3 separate regions of the Homo sapiens genome follow, and all the other regions are linked to region 2. Evidence: chromatin loops called from intact Hi-C (ENCODE). Cell type or tissue: PC-9. All regions are shown on one strand. Each heading gives the region's core, and the rest is flanking DNA. Links, peaks and the distances in the headings are about the cores only.

Region 1 (5,103 bases), core at 1,488-3,987, 59 kb before region 2:
TATTTGAAGAACAGCTCATAGTCCACAGTAGAGTATGGTGGTTGAAGGGGCAAGTAATAGAAGCCTTTTGAAGAATAGGCAGGTCCAGATCATAGAAGGCTTTATAAGCTAGGGTAAGGAGTTTGGGATTTATTCTAAATGGGAAAACACTAGAGGATTTTGAGCACCAGAGGGATATGATTTTATTAAGTTGTAAAAAGTTCACCCTAACTGAAGTGTGGAGAATGAATTAAGAGGGGGCAAGTGTGGAAGGAAATGGACCCAGGAGAAATGCACTGCAGCAGCCCAGGTAAGAGGTTGGAATGATGGCGAGAAGAGGACAGGTTTGGGATGTTTTAAGGTGGGTTTGACACATCTTATTGACACATGGAATGAAAAGATGAGGGAATCAAGAATAACTCTCAGACGTTGGCTTCAGCTACTGGGTGGAAATTGGTGCCGTTTAACTAAGCTGGGCTAAATGTCAACTAAGGTGTTTCGATAACATTTGCATTTAATTGTGGCCTTTAATGTCTTTAGCAGGAACATGAATATTTAGGAGATTGCAGAAATAGTAGGGGAAATACTTTTGAAATGCTGAGAGGAGAATGTTTCCTTCCTTTAAAAAAAAAAAAAAAAGAAAGAAAGCAAAACTGATTTTCTGAATTTGGCAATGAAAGCTGGACCTCCTCAATGGCATGAGGTGATATGACCTTTTCCTGCTAGATTCACCCCTCCACTTGGCAAAATCTTCTCTTTGGCCCAAAGAGCAAGAAGGAAGGGGAAATCCTGATTTTCCTTTAATGCTTGATCCAAATATGACTCTTCCTTTGGTATCTTTGAGCATGTCTTTGACACAGCATGAACATTTAAATATGAAACAGATGTAAGACATACCATGAAACTCAATTTTTTAGTTTACCGAGACATAACTTTTCCCCAACTTTCTGTCCACTATAGATCTCTTTTAAATTCCTTATCCTTCCTCAGGAGGTGGAGATAGTGGGGTGTTGGGAGTCCCTGTTATCTTAGCACATCCACCGTCCAAACACTCAGTCCAAGACCTCTCCTTTCATCTAGCCTGGTGTTCAAATTCTCCCTCTTTCTCTTACTCAAGGCATCCCCTTTCTTGAATGAATGATGCTGGGGATAACCCCTTCCCTATCCAGAGGACTGTGGTATCTGCCTCTTTAAGTTCAAAACAATCACATACAAGCAATACACATGCACTTGCTGGGGCAGGAAGGGGTGGGATCCTTTCCTTCCTTTAGCCTTTTGGCATCTCAAATTAGTCTATGTGAAAGGCCTTCTCTTTACAGACACCTAATGATTAAGAAGTCAGACTCTGGGGAGAGACCACCAGTTTTCAAATCTTATCCCTGTTGCTTACTAGATGAGTGAACTTAAGCATTTATTTAACCTCTCTGAGCCTCAGTTCTTCTTATGAAGATCAGGGATAATAGTACCAATCTCACAGGGTTGTTGTGAGGATTAAATGAGATGGTATATGTAAAATGCTCACCCCAATGACTAGTTCTTAGTAAATTCTCAATATACATTAGCTATTATTATTACTACAGAAATATCATCATCATCATTATCATCATCATGATTATCATCATCCCAGTTCATAATGAAATCAAGATGTACAATCGTGGTTACAAATTTTTCATAGACTCAACCCAGAAATAGAGTGCTTTGGTGCAATATCTGGGGCATATGCATAGAGGATCATAAATAAATTAATAACTAAGTTTCTTTCTGTATTTCCTCTATGAATCTATAAATATATTCCTTTCTTGTATACTAAAAATCAAAATTAAATTCATGATTTCTAAGGCCATGCATTTTAAATGTTTTAGGTGTCCACTTGATATTAACTCTGTTAGTATAAAATTTCCCAAATATTCACCTAATCCTATCCCTTCCAGCTTTGTTATAACTAACAGTTGCCTCTTTCATAGTTGCCACCATGTAATATCAAATGAGCACTCTTCTGTTATAAGTTCACTATAGAGTAGTTGTTTGCAGATTGCTCTTAATAATAGTACAGTTTTGTTCTGAACCTATGATTCATGAACAAGTTTGAAAACAAAAAGGCAGAAGATGAACTATAAATCCTAATGCTGGGAGAGAGAACCAGGCTATTCAGGCAGATAAATCTCAGATATCTCAGAATTGTGATCTTCTGGATCCTCATTATTATTCTCAGCAGCAGGGAGAATTGAAAATAGTTGCATTTCTACAATGGATAAACAGGTAGCTTATACAAGATCTTTCTGTTTGGGTCAAAAATAGAAATATAAATAAAAACAATGAAACCGTCAAATAGTAAAGATATTCTTGAACCAAAAGAGCCAGGGTTCAGCTGTACTTGCAATAAGGCCCATTGAGGGAGCCAGTCATTCTAAAATATCCCTTCATTTTATTCATTTTTCTCTTTAAAAGACAAAAAACAAAACAAGACAAAACCACAAAAGAGAGGAGACACGTTATATAATCTACACACTGGAAGCCTAACCATTTTTATTTCTTATTGCAGTTTGAATTGGAAAGGAACACAAAGTCCTAGAACATGGTAATTCATCTCCTGTTTCTTTGTCTGCAACTACAAGTAGGAGATAGTTCAGAACCATGCCAATCAGAAAACACAACAAAGCTGTATTAGCTTCTTATTTGTTTACTGACAGATCACAGGCCACTTCCCTGGAATCTCAGACATCCTGTTAGGTCTTAGAGGCTCCATCCAGGCATACCTAGAGAACTTCAGAAAAGAAAGGGCGTTTAAAAGGGCTCCTCTTTTTGTTCTGTGAACATATCATAGTTGAGTTGAGTTTTTAAAATATTCTCCACCCTTGTTTGTTTCTTAATGCAACACCAAGATGTAATTTGTATGGAAGCCAAAACTAGAGACATGCTGAATATGTGAATACTGAGGAAGTGGTTTCCTTAGCAATAACAGGCATGTGAAAGTCAAAACTTCCTTTCCTTCTCATGTGACCTTTTTCATAGCAATTCAGATAGAGGACAATGGAATTGAATTCCAAGCACCCACAGTATTCATGAATTGCTAAGCAATGATTCACCAAGTACCCAAATTACTCTAGACTGCTTGAGCATTTTATTAGTGAAATTGCTTTGTATTTAAAATTTCCTTCCTCACTTTGTACATCAGTTTTCCTCATTCCTACAGGCCACTTTTCCACCACTTTGAGACAACAGACATAAATAGAGCAGTACCAAGTAGTGATTAGTATAAGGACTTCAGAATATCAGAGTGTCAGAGCAAAACATTTCATACAATATTCATAACTATTTCCTTCCTTTGGAAACATTAGCTACTAGATGCATATAGAAAAAGTTTGCTCGATAGCTAGCTACAGTTTGTTATTTCCTCAAAATAAATAATATAACTTAATTTGGGGGAATTCACTCAGTTGTATTTTAGAAACACTGAAGTTTTCTTTTGTTCTAATTACCGATGTATTTTGACCCACTCATCCTGGAAAAAAAAAAGTGCTACATTTGGCTTACAAATTGCACATTTGGCTTAGTCCTCAAAGGTGGTAATTTATTTAACAATACATTAGCAAGCTGGGACCTTCAAGTGGTATTTTTTTTGCCTTTGATTAAATTGTAGTGTTTTGAGGAACATAGACAAGGCAGTCTTATGAACTCTTATTTCTCTTTATAGTCTGTGAATTGTGAATTTCAAAATGACTAACATTACTTAACTTCTTTCAAAATTCTATTAAGTGACTCTGCAGTGAGTGTTGCCAGACAGACCTAATACCCAGGTAGCTATAGGTCTGTGATCCTGATCCTCTGTGCTCCTGATACTTGTGTTTCACAGGGCTGTAATAGTGGCTCTCATACTGGGTTATTATAAGTATTCATAAAGTGTGTAAAGCAAATGGACTAAGTAGAAAGGCACCGTAGCAACCCAGGTGAGAGGTCATCATGATGGAGGCAAGAAGGCAGATTTGGGATGTTTTAAGGTGGATTTGATGCATCTTAATAATAAATTATATGAATGGATGGAGAGAATCAAGGATAACTCTAAGATTTTGGCTTCAGCAACTGGGTGGATATTGGTGCTATTTAACTAAGCTGGGCTGGATGCAATAAGGTGCTTTGATAACATTTGCATTTAACTGTGATTTTTAATGCCTTAACTCAGGACCACAAGTACTTGGGGAATTGCAGAACTAGTAGGGGAAATATATTAGAAGAGTGAGTGTTGCAAAGTAGCTGCTCAATAAACCTTAGTTCTCCTTTCCCCTATCTGTCTCTTTGTTGTGACATTGACTTTGTTGTGACAGTCAATTTAACCTAAACTGCTCCTAGTTTAATGGCTCTTCTGGACTCAGAAGTAGTGCAACATACAGCCTTCATATTCAAGTGGCCCCAATCGTTACCTTCCTTGATAGTAAATAAGAGGTGAGTCTTAATAAAAGTATAAGGATCTCCAGTGAATTCACTATCTAACCACTCTCTACAGAGCTTGTGAGATTGTTTAACAAAGACAGTCTGAGTGGCCCAGGCAAGCAGGGTAATTTTCCACACCTTCAGACAAATACAGTGGAGATACAAAGTTTGCAATGTTCTTATTTGGCCCCCACACACTGCACTCTGGCAGTGAGAGAGGTCAGGCTTTCAGGAGGTTATTTCTGAACCTAGACAAGCATCCCACAGTGTGTGTGCACTGCTTACCCTCAGTGAAAAGTGGTTCTCATTTTTAGTGCCGTAAATCCTATGATCATCCCCTCCCTTTTCTAACCAAAGCTGGTTCTGGAAGGTGGGCACTACCCCACAGTGTTGATTTGGCTAGTCCTGCTTCCACTGTAGCCAAAGTCACTGAGAAAGTACTTGATTATCTTTAGGAGTAGAACAGCCAGGGTAAGCCAGTGGAAAAATGTTACAGAATGACAAGTAAGTGCTTGCTAAAATATTTTTGGTGCTCACTTCAGGTTGACTCAGCAGGTCAGAGAAATGCGAATCCAGAAGTTAGGAGTGACCTTGGCTAAGTCACTTTATCTCTCCAGCCATTGAAAGCTTGGATTAAATCATAGGCTTTAGAGCTAGGTTCCATGGAGCTTTGGAGTTCTGTTATACCTGTCACAG
Region 2 (5,103 bases), core at 1,453-3,952:
ACTGCTGGTTCAACTAAATTCAGCAAATTTTACATTCTAGTGTTACCATATGTACATTTGTTTGAAGTAGTAATTAAACTTCTGTACTAGACTCCATATTCTGGGAAAAAGTAAACATATTATGACACATGGAATCTAAAAATACACATTTATTTTCCTCTTTGACAAGTACAAAAGTGATAAGTGAATCTTCAATAAATGCCCCCAAAATTTAAAATTCAGTAATTGATTTATGGGTATAACTTTGACCCAGCCATTTACAACTTCCATCTAAAACTATATTAGCAGACATGGGATACGTTAACTTATTTTAAGCATATACATTGAAACTTGCTTAAGTTTTTAAACATTATGAACAGAGTATTAAACTGGACATTATGATACATCTTGTTTTTGAGGAATATACTAAGAGGAATACACTAAGAGTGAATAAAATTTCTCGAACGTTTTCCATCCAGAATTCTTTCCTCAGTATTCTTCTCTTCTAACATCCTCTTCATTAAAAAAGAGAAAGAAACCCTGAAAGTACTGCTTTGATCTAGAATGAACAGGCAGGAGTTTCATTCAGATCTATTTTGAGAGAAAACTGATGGGCTCAAAAATATACTTCAGTTGAAAAAATGTGCAGTCGAGGAAATATTAATGTTCTGATAATAAACAGAGAATAATAACACATTTAAGACTGTTCTGCACTTGGCACAGTATTTTACAGAAAGCAAAGTGCTTGACAAACACTATCTTGGAGGGATCTTACAGCACCCCAAGGAGGCAGGTAGAGCCAGGCGTATTGTTCTCTTGTAACAGAGTTAGTCATTAAGAGATTGGCTCAAGGTCAATCCAGAACCTGGATCTGTTGATAAAACTTTATTTCAGGGGTCATGTTATCCCCCGAACTTAATGTGGTAAGTCATGGTGAGTTTCAATCACGAAAGCAAGGAGGTAATATAGCCATATTTTTCTTGTTTGAGATCTCTCTCTTCTTTCCGTTCATTGTACAGATCACCCTTTAAAAAATGTATTTGGTCATCAAAATAATTTATAAAGAAGGAACATGCCACATGTGTACAAAAATTTTTAAATGCACAGTTTATTACCCGAAGAAATAAACTGACGTAACTATTTGAAGTACAAATAAGTGTAATTTTATTTTAAAAGATGCAAATATGTGTTGCCAAATACTGTTTTCGTCATGGTGTAGTCCACTTTCAGTAAACAACTCAATGAAGTTTATAAACTTCATATGAACAGTAACAAATGAGTCATCCTATTCAAATCAAATAAACAAATAACTAGTGTGCCTATTATTTGTAAGGTCCTGTGATCAAAAGGTACAGTCGTTTATAGCCAGTGCTTTACTCAAGTCCTTTCTTGATAGATAGATGGGTGGCAGATGGATAGAGATATCCTACATATCTATCATCTATCTCTACATTCTTCTTTTCCGGTATTTCATCCAACTTCCACTAAAGATAGTTTGTGTGACTTTATTATAGAAATAAAGTTCACAATAAAGATGATTTACATACAGAACTCTTATATTTTCATTCATGGAAAAAACCACAACATGGTGGTGCCAGTGACAGTCTGTGTTTTGGGGCAGGATAGAAACTAACCTGCTTCAGTTACCTGACATTCTAGCAAACTTATTAGGAACACAAACGCTCGGGTCTCTGAATGCACCAACCTGAGCGCCGGCTGATTAGGCATTGTAAAGCAGTGTTCTAAAAGGAAAGGCCTTCACTTAAACAGTGCTACAACGTGTTTGTTCAGCTTTCTTTCATACACAAACTTTTGCCAGAAAAGGCGTTTTAAGCCGAGGGTAAAGATTTTGTGCGTCCACCGTTCCCATCTTCAACTCTTTAGAATAATAGTCATTTAAGCACCGGACCTGTCTTCAGATTCTTACTTTGCGACACAGCTTTGGCCGGACTTGGCTTGATCTGGGCTCCAGGATCGGTCCCACCACCCGGGCTCGGAGCGGTTTGTTCCTAGTGGATCAGGGCGGGTGTGTTGCCGGAGTCGCCTTCTATTGGCTACACTCCCGGGGACTGGCTGGGCTTTCCGACACCTGATTGGGCGGAACAGCCCTCTGTACGCCGACATCATTGGAGGGCGCTGGAGCCAGGGGGCGGAGCGGGTTCCCCAGGATTCTTGACCGGGCGCGCTAGTCCGTCCGCTGAGCCGGGCGCGGGGCGCAAGAGCGGAGCTGCGCGAGCCGCTGCGGAGGGAAGGGCTCCTAGCCAATTGGGGTCTTTGAGGCGAATGCGAGGCTGGGGCCGGTTGCCTACCGGCCGCTTCTCGCCGAGGCAGTCCAGACTTTTCCCCCGGCGGTGCCCGCTCCAAGACAGCATCTGTCAACGCTCCTCTTCTCCCCTCCTCCTCCTGCCGGGCCGGGCTCCGCCGGCTGCGGCCGAGAGGACGCGGGACCCGGCGCGGTGAGCCCATCAGCTGTCAGGCGAGCGGCGAAGCGGCTGGAGGGCGGCGAGAGACACACAAAGAACGCGGTGGGCGGCGGCGGCGAAAGGGGACGGCAACTCCTCCCCGCGCCCGCCGGTGCCACCGCCGGCCGTGCTTGTTCCGAGGCCGCGCAGACAATGCGGCCGGGCTCGTCCCCGCGTGCCCCAGAGTGCGGAGCGCCCGCGCTCCCCCGACCCCAACTTGACCGTCTCCCGGCTCGCCCAGCCCCCTCCCGGGGTAGGGGCGCCCCCTCCCTCCGGTGGCCGGCGAAGGAAGTCGGTCCGCGGCCGCAGATCCCGGCAACTTGCGAACCGGGAAAAGTTTGCGGCGCCTCCGCGGGGCGGCGCGACGCGGCCCGCCCCTCGCGTCCGCGGTCATCGCGGGTGACTTTCTCGACTCGTCGTCAGCCGGGGCCGCAGCGCGGCCGGTGGGGACTGCGGGGCGGGCCGGAGTCCGTCCGAGGGCTCCCGCACCTCGGGCTGCGGGTGAGTCGGCTTTAGGCGCCGTGGGCTCAAGTGGTTTAGGGCACCTGGGCTTGGGAAGAAGTCGTGGAGAGAGCCTTTAATACTTTATGGAGCTGGCGGGGAGAACAAATAAAATTGCGGTAGCTTGAAGGGCACTGACATGCCACTGACTTGGGAACCGTATCCGTGGGAACTCTTCGGGTGCCGGCGCGACCAAGGGCCTGTGCGCGGCTGGGTGGGAGATGGAAAGGTTAGAAGGTCGCGGACTAGCCCTGCCTGCGACTGGCTCAGCTTGACCTTGGACCAGTGACTTTACCACTTAGATTTTTCTCGTGGGTAATATGTGGGGCCACAGCAACGTGGTCTATGCTGTCGTCCAGTTTTTAGACTACATCTCCGTTTTTGAGATTTTCCTAGGGCCTCAACACGGTGCGCGAGTTATCAAGCGATAGGCCAGGATATGTTTACATGCGCCTGGATTCACCTTTCAGCCTACTCAGAAGTAACTTTTAAGTCTGATGTTTTAAAACACTAACATTTAAAGGCTTTCCTTCACTATCCATTGCTTATTTTACGAACCTTAGGATTGTCGTATTTTGCTGCACCATTTGGAATCCTAGGGGCCAGGGTGGGGACAGAGAGCCAAGTCTGAGGGTGAAGTGGCAGGTGCCCCCGGGCGATCCCTGCCGGATCCAGTTGAGGGGGAGAACAAAGCATTTATTATGCATAAGAGAGAGTGAACAGGGCAGGTGTTTGTGTTTTTGTTTTCTGTATTATACTGAAAACTTTTTTTGGTTGGGGGGGTGCGGGCAGTGGAGGAGGGGACAAAGAAGAAAAAGAAATGTCAAAAAAGAGAGGAAAATGTCACTTATACCCAAAGTAAATCTTAAAACTAATGTAAGTCTTCCTTACAGGAACAGCAACACATAATGCAAGTACATCTTGATCTAATTTTAATGAAGGATTGAAAATAGCTACTGTGTTCAGTATTACTGACGCCAAGGCAGCTCACTTACATAATCTTCTTTGTTGAGATGTGTTAGTGGCATGTATAATTTTGATAAATAATTAATGTTAAAGGTTTAGTCCGGCAATGGTATTGAAATATTGTCGTCACAGATTGTATTGCAAGACAATGGTGTGTAAACTTTTGGTTATCATGATAACCTGCATTTTTTTCTCTAAACAGTAAAATCACACATTTTTCATAACCAAAATTCTCTTAAATAATGCATGTGTACTTTGTCAGTAGTGTATACAGGAGAAATTATTTTGTTCTGTAAATGACAAAGTCTTTCAGTTTTCTCACCATTTCATGAGAGTGAATTCTAGATTTCAGGTACTCCACTGGGCATTTTCTCTTCATGGAGCTTATAGCAACAAAAGTGTTTTACAAAAGTAAGTGCATAAGTATAGATACTCAACCAATATTTGCTGAATAAAATACTCAGATGACAATAATTAAAAGTCCATCTTGTTCATCCTTAAAGAGAATGATGATCATGCTTTAGTGGAGAGAATGAAAGTATCAAAGAAAGAACTGGCAGAAAAACAGAGCTTAGTTCCAGTATCTAGCCTAAATGTTTATGCTTTAAAACAGGTATACGCATTTGAAAAGAGACAAAGACAAGTGATAGGGTTTCTAGGAGAAAGATAGCAGTATTGATTTAACGTAGTACATTTTATGACCTAGTTTTGTTTGAAGAACACGAACGTTTGTAAAGGTATATTTCTTAAATAATCAGTAGCTGTTTGCATTGTGATTGGATGTCTAATTAAATGGCCTAATCGTAACCATAATATCTCACTTGAATGCTGTTTTTAAATTCATTTTTAAAATAGCTTGAAATAAACCAATTTAGTTACATGAAGGAAAGTATACCTTTTGAAATCAAAATCCACAGTGAGGAAAAATTATTGTCAGTGTATCACCAAATGTAAATTAAGCACTGGAAGTAGCATCTTGCCAAGAAGGTCTTCACTCTAGACAATCACTTTGTGTAGAAGAGGTATAATGTGGAATGTGGACTGCAGTGAGAGATGCCCTTATTCCTCTGAGGGTCTATTTGGTGACATCAGGAAAATACTAACGCCCCCCCACCACTTCACCATTTGTAAACCTGGCAACTTCTGGAAAGCCTAGTGGCCTTATTTCAAAGTAACCACTCAACCTAGAACTTAG
Region 3 (5,103 bases), core at 1,628-4,127, 79 kb before region 2:
AGTTAGTCAGGATGGAACATTCAGAACAGGTATAAGAAACAGCTTTACGGTAGCTGTTGCAACTTAAAAAGATCATGGTGTGACACTCTGTTAACAAGTATTATTACAGGTTAATGATAATCTAGTTATATAATAATAAACTGAAGGTTATAGAGGATCTAAATGTGCTTCCAAGTGCTAAAAAATAAAATCTTTCATCAAATCTAAGATGCTATTGTGTGTAAGATGTATCTGAATGTTAGAGGGTTAAGATGTGGAATCAGGTGTGACTTAGAACCTAAGATATATGGTAAAGTGAATTCTCTTCCATATAATTTAAAATGCTGGATATTTTATTATACCATGTTTCTTTGAAAGTGGTGCAATATATAGTATATTTTGTAGTTACGTACCCATTCCACAGATTATTTAATAAATCCCTGAAGTGAAACACACTACACAACAATCTCTAAAGGCAGAGAATTAAAGGGGACATGGATCATGTTTTCCCAGATCATATTGTTTTGTAATAATTTGATCAAATACCCTATCTACAAATACCATATATTTTGTTATCTTAGGATGGGCTGGGCCTTAATGGTCTCAAATTGACCCTCAAATCTCAGTAGAGTAATCCAACAAAGGTTTTATTCTAGATCAGCTCACATCACGGTCTGATTCTGTCAGGAAGCCTTTCCTCATCTTGGAGCAACAAAGTCTGGAGCATAGAGTCTCCTGGGCTACTACAGCAGGGAAGAGACATGGAGGGAACCTATTGAGACCGTTAGCAGCCTTGGTCTGAAGCTCGCTTTGTTCCTCTGCTTGTGGTCATTGGTGGAGCATTCATCTAGGCCAACTGAACTGCAAGAGAAGCTGGGGACTATTGAAAATCAGAATGGAGATTTCTGAACACTATTTCTGGGATAGGAGTTATTTATTAAATGGCTTTACTTGGACAGAAATCCTCTAAACACTATGTGTTTTCATGAAGCAATCAATGAAGAAGTTGCCTGACTCCCTGATTGACATCTGTGCTCCACGTTTGCTCTCCTTGATATATCTTTTTGAAAATAAGTTGCATCTTTTTCTAGCTTCATATTTTATAAATAACATACTCTTCTGTAAAAATAAAATATAATTTATTTACAATAATCTCATTAGGCATGAACATCACTTTCGAAGTATCGTGGACAAAGTATTTAGAACCATATAAAAATTATAATTATGGCTATGCAAGCTCCCCTTTGGATCTCAGGCTTTAAAGATTGAAACATATAGCACAACAAATAACATTAGGTATGACAAAGCTACTGCATCCCCAGGCCCAGGGAGTACCATTTGTGTGTACTGGGAGTAAGTGGTGTGTGCAGGGTCATCTGAAAAGAGCAAGGCAAGCCTACCCCTGGAGTTGTAGGACACACAGCAGCCCAGGGTGGAAACCTGAAAAAAATACTCATTTTAATCTTTATTGAAAAACATTATCTGCCCTGAAACTATAATTATGGACTCTCAAGAAGAGAGCAACTTTATGGAATAAAATTAGAGAGGAGTTTTGCCTAAAACACTCTATTTGAAATGACGTAAAAATGAACAAATAAAGGAATTTAACTGCTGGCCTGAAAATGTAAGCATAGAAATAAATAAAAATAGAAACATAGTCCCTAGTATTTTAGAACAAGGCCAGAAAAATGGAGATTTTAACAGCAGAAACCATTAAAATTTTTGATGCCTCACCACATGAAGGTGGAAGCTTCCCCACTCCTGAATTGTTTCAACTGCCTTCTTTCTTTCTTTTGTTTGTTGTTTATTTGTTTTAGAGACAGGGTGTCATTCTCTCACCCTGGCAGGAGTGCAGAGTGCCATCATAGCTCCCTGCAACCTTGAACTCCTAGGCCCGAGTGGTCTTCCCACCTCAGCCTCCCAAAATGCTAGTATTACCGGTATGAGCCACAATGCCCAGCCACTTCCAATTATTTTCTTTCACTCTCTCTCGAGTCTGATTATATATTGTTACTAATTTTTAACAAACATGCCAGAGTTTTGCATTTAAATGAATGTTGTTTCAGTCTAAGTAGTCATCTTGGGAGGCTGTGGGTTAATTTGATTGATGTTATCATTGTCCAAATATTTTTGGAAACTCCTCTTTTGGAATTGCCTTCAAAGTCAACATCACATACTTTGGAACAGTGACAAATCAATGTCCTAAAAGGAAGACTCTTATTTGAAGCCACTAAATGTTCTTTGAAGTTAAATTTATTACCTAAAGGAAATTATCCAGCTTATTAATATCACTTTAAATTCTAAGATATATATGAGAAGATATGACCTTAATAGTAATTATGATTTTATACAACCTACACACAGGTATGAAAGATACTTTGATAAAATGTTTTGAGCAAAAATAGCTAGTGTTAATGTTGTTGGTAGCTATCAGTCCATGGAAATCTCTATAAAGTCTACTATATTTACTTAAAATTGTTTTTTGGCTTTTTTTTAAATTACACTTTATGTTTTCAGGTACAAATTCTCTGTTTGAGCATTCTAACCAAATAAGGCCAGATGACTTATTGACCCTTCCACCAGTTTTTAAAATTATGGTGTCATTTTGTATTTCCACTACCTTAAAATAACTATATAACCAAATTAAACTCATTAGGATCTTATATTCAATTAACATTAACAGTTTTTTAAAATATATATATAGTTTTGTAATAGTTTTAAAAAGCATGAGATGAAAGGAAAAAGCAATAGATTTGGGGTACCTAATTAATGCCAGGCACTCAGCCTGACTGAAACCAGAAGATAACTGGAGTGGGGAGAACCCAAGCCAAGTGTGTACTTGGATCTTCCTTTTGGATGAGGGCACAGTGGGGCTTCTCAAACCAGGATGGGACAGACCTTCCTGGGTGCCCTGTTGATTTGTCCCTCAAACCACACAGCGAAAGTTACCTCCCACTGGGAAGATGCCATAGGAAGGCCTGATTTCCCACCACTAATGCTGCTGAAGCTCAGGCTTGTTGGTTGTTTTGTTTTAGAGACAGGGTCTGGCTCTGTTGCACAGGCTGGAGTGAGTGGTGTGATCATAGCTCACTGCAGCCTCCAACTCCTGGGCTCAAGTGATCCTCCTGCCTCACCTTTTCACATTCCACCTGCTGGGATTACAAGTGTGAGTCACCACACTGGGCCTGAAACAGAGACTTAATGTCCCAATCATGGCCACTGGATACTGAGAGAAAAATTTCTGTGTATGGATGGGAAGGGTGAGGCTTGGTAGGCATAGCTTTTGAGACAGGAAGAGGAAGCCCCTCTTTTCTCCTCCAGATTGTGATTTGGGGAAAGCCAGGAGAATCTCAGAGTCCTGCCACTCAAAACTAACCATCCTATATAATGCATCAAAATCTCATTATTTTTATTTTTATTTATTTTATTTATTTATTTGAGATGGAGTCTTGCTCTGTTGCCCAGGCTGGAGTGCAGTGGTACAATCTTGGCTCACTGCAACCTCCACCTCCTGGGTTCAAGCGATTCTCCTGCCCCAGCCTCCTGAATAGCTGGGATTACAGGCACATGCCACCACACCCAGCTAATTTTTGTATTTTTAGTAGAGATGGGATTTCACCATGTTGACCAGTCTGATCTCGAACTCCTGACCTTGTGATCCGCCTGCCTTGGCCTCCCAAAGTGCTGAGATTACAGGCGTGAACCACCGTGCCCGGCCATCATTATTTTTAATAGATCTATAATGTCCCATATTATTACCATATCATAATTTATTCAACTATTCCCTCTGTAATGAACATTCAACTTGTTTTCAGGTTTTTGCCACCTGAAAAATCACCTGTTTATTACAGAGCTTTTACTTTATAAGTAATAAACCCTTTAATAGACATGTGTTTATGTACTGGTAATTCCTCAATTGGGATTGCTAAATAAAAGTGTATGATGTTTTAAATTGTAATAGCCATTTCCAGTTTAATTTCTAAAAAGGTTTGAGCAAGTCACACTCCCAGCAGCTAAGTAGAGGGCCTACTTCACTAATGTTGGACAGTGTTTTCTTCTTTAAATTTTTGCTTATCTGGTGTGTGAAATATTCCATCTAATTTTCTTATATTTTTCATTTCCTTGATTCACTAGTGAAAATACAATGTTTGTGGCCCATTTTCTTTTCTTTATTTACAACTTCTTTTAGTAGTCATTTGTACATTAGGAATATCACTTACATGTCTTCTGATGGCATTCTGACTGCATATATTTTTCCCAATCCATTGTTTTGTATAAGATATGTCTTCAAATACACACAAATACACACACACAGTCATGCACTGCATAATGACATTTCAGTTAATGATGGGCCTCTTTTACGACGGTGTTCCTGTAAGATTATTGGTCCTATAAGATTATAATACTGTATTTTTGCACTACCTTTTCTATATTCAGATATGTTTACATATTAAAAACTTACCACTGTGTTACAATTGCACACAGTATTCAGTAAAGACACAAGCTGCAAAGGTTTATAGCCTAGAAGCAATAGGCTATGCCATATAGGCATGTAGTAGGCTATACCATCTAAGTTTGTGTAAGCACTCTATGATGTTTGCACAGTGGTGGAATCACCTCATGATTTATTTCTCAAAATGTATCCCCATTGTTAAGTAATGCATGACTATATATGTATATATGTACACACACATATATATATATTCCTTCATTCTAATCCAGTTAAATATAACCATGTTTTCTTGCTAAGTTTCCTACCTACCTTAACATCTCTCTTGACCAAAATTGTACACGTATTTTTAAATATTTTGTTTTATTTTTAATTTTTACATTTTGTTTATATTAAAATTTCATTTAAAGATAGGGTCAAGGAGGAACCCCCTAGAAGCTGATGAGCCTTGTAAGTTCCAGTAGTTTCCAACTCATCTTTAGGTCATTTCTTCCTCACAAATCATTCCTTTCTCATGCAAATATTTCTCCTGTTTCCATCAATATACTTGGAAATAACAAACCACTTTTCTTTTAAAATAGTGAATCCAAAATTTGTATCGAATTTCCCCCAATTAATTAAAAGAAATTTACTTCAACAAGCACTCTCTATTGCTGTCTGCTGTGCATCGGGTG

Evidence for each region. Hi-C counts contacts between places; a loop is a spot of excess contacts. Peaks named below come from ENCODE experiments on the same cell type or tissue, not always from the same donor. Only the 100,000 strongest peaks of a DNase experiment are listed, where the experiment ranks them.
Region 1: a loop joins it to region 2, with 2.9 times the contacts of the local background. A loop is called at or near these places in 13 of 110 quality-filtered maps.
Region 3: it touches region 2 in a loop (2.6-fold over the local background); 9 of 110 quality-filtered maps call a loop at or near these places.

Annotation. Positions count from the first base shown.
Region 1 is chr6:71,476,886-71,481,988 of GRCh38, reverse strand. LOC105377853 (a long non-coding RNA gene) reads right to left here. Exons shown (of 4, transcript XR_942683.3): 4 at 2,477-2,743. Among named protein-coding and RNA genes, the nearest start is that of LINC01626, 58 kb to the right of the region's middle. In PC-9, for the core only: no CTCF peak of the experiment used is centred there; a DNase peak (open chromatin) is centred at 2,968; H3K27ac peaks cover 2,159 bases.
Region 2 is chr6:71,417,905-71,423,007 of GRCh38, reverse strand. It overlaps LINC00472 (long intergenic non-protein coding RNA 472), which reads left to right and starts at 2,263. Exons shown (of 3, transcript NR_121614.1): 1 at 2,263-2,942. LINC01626 (long intergenic non-protein coding RNA 1626) reads right to left here and starts at 1,981. Exons shown (of 8, transcript NR_121615.1): 1 at 1,907-1,981. In PC-9, for the core only: CTCF peaks have their summits at 2,608 and 2,818; a DNase peak (open chromatin) is centred at 2,057; H3K4me3 peaks cover 2,500 bases; H3K27ac peaks cover 2,244 bases.
Region 3 is chr6:71,496,867-71,501,969 of GRCh38, reverse strand. No RefSeq gene overlaps it. Among named protein-coding and RNA genes, the nearest start is that of LINC01626, 78 kb to the right of the region's middle. In PC-9, for the core only: no CTCF peak of the experiment used is centred there; a DNase peak (open chromatin) is centred at 3,139.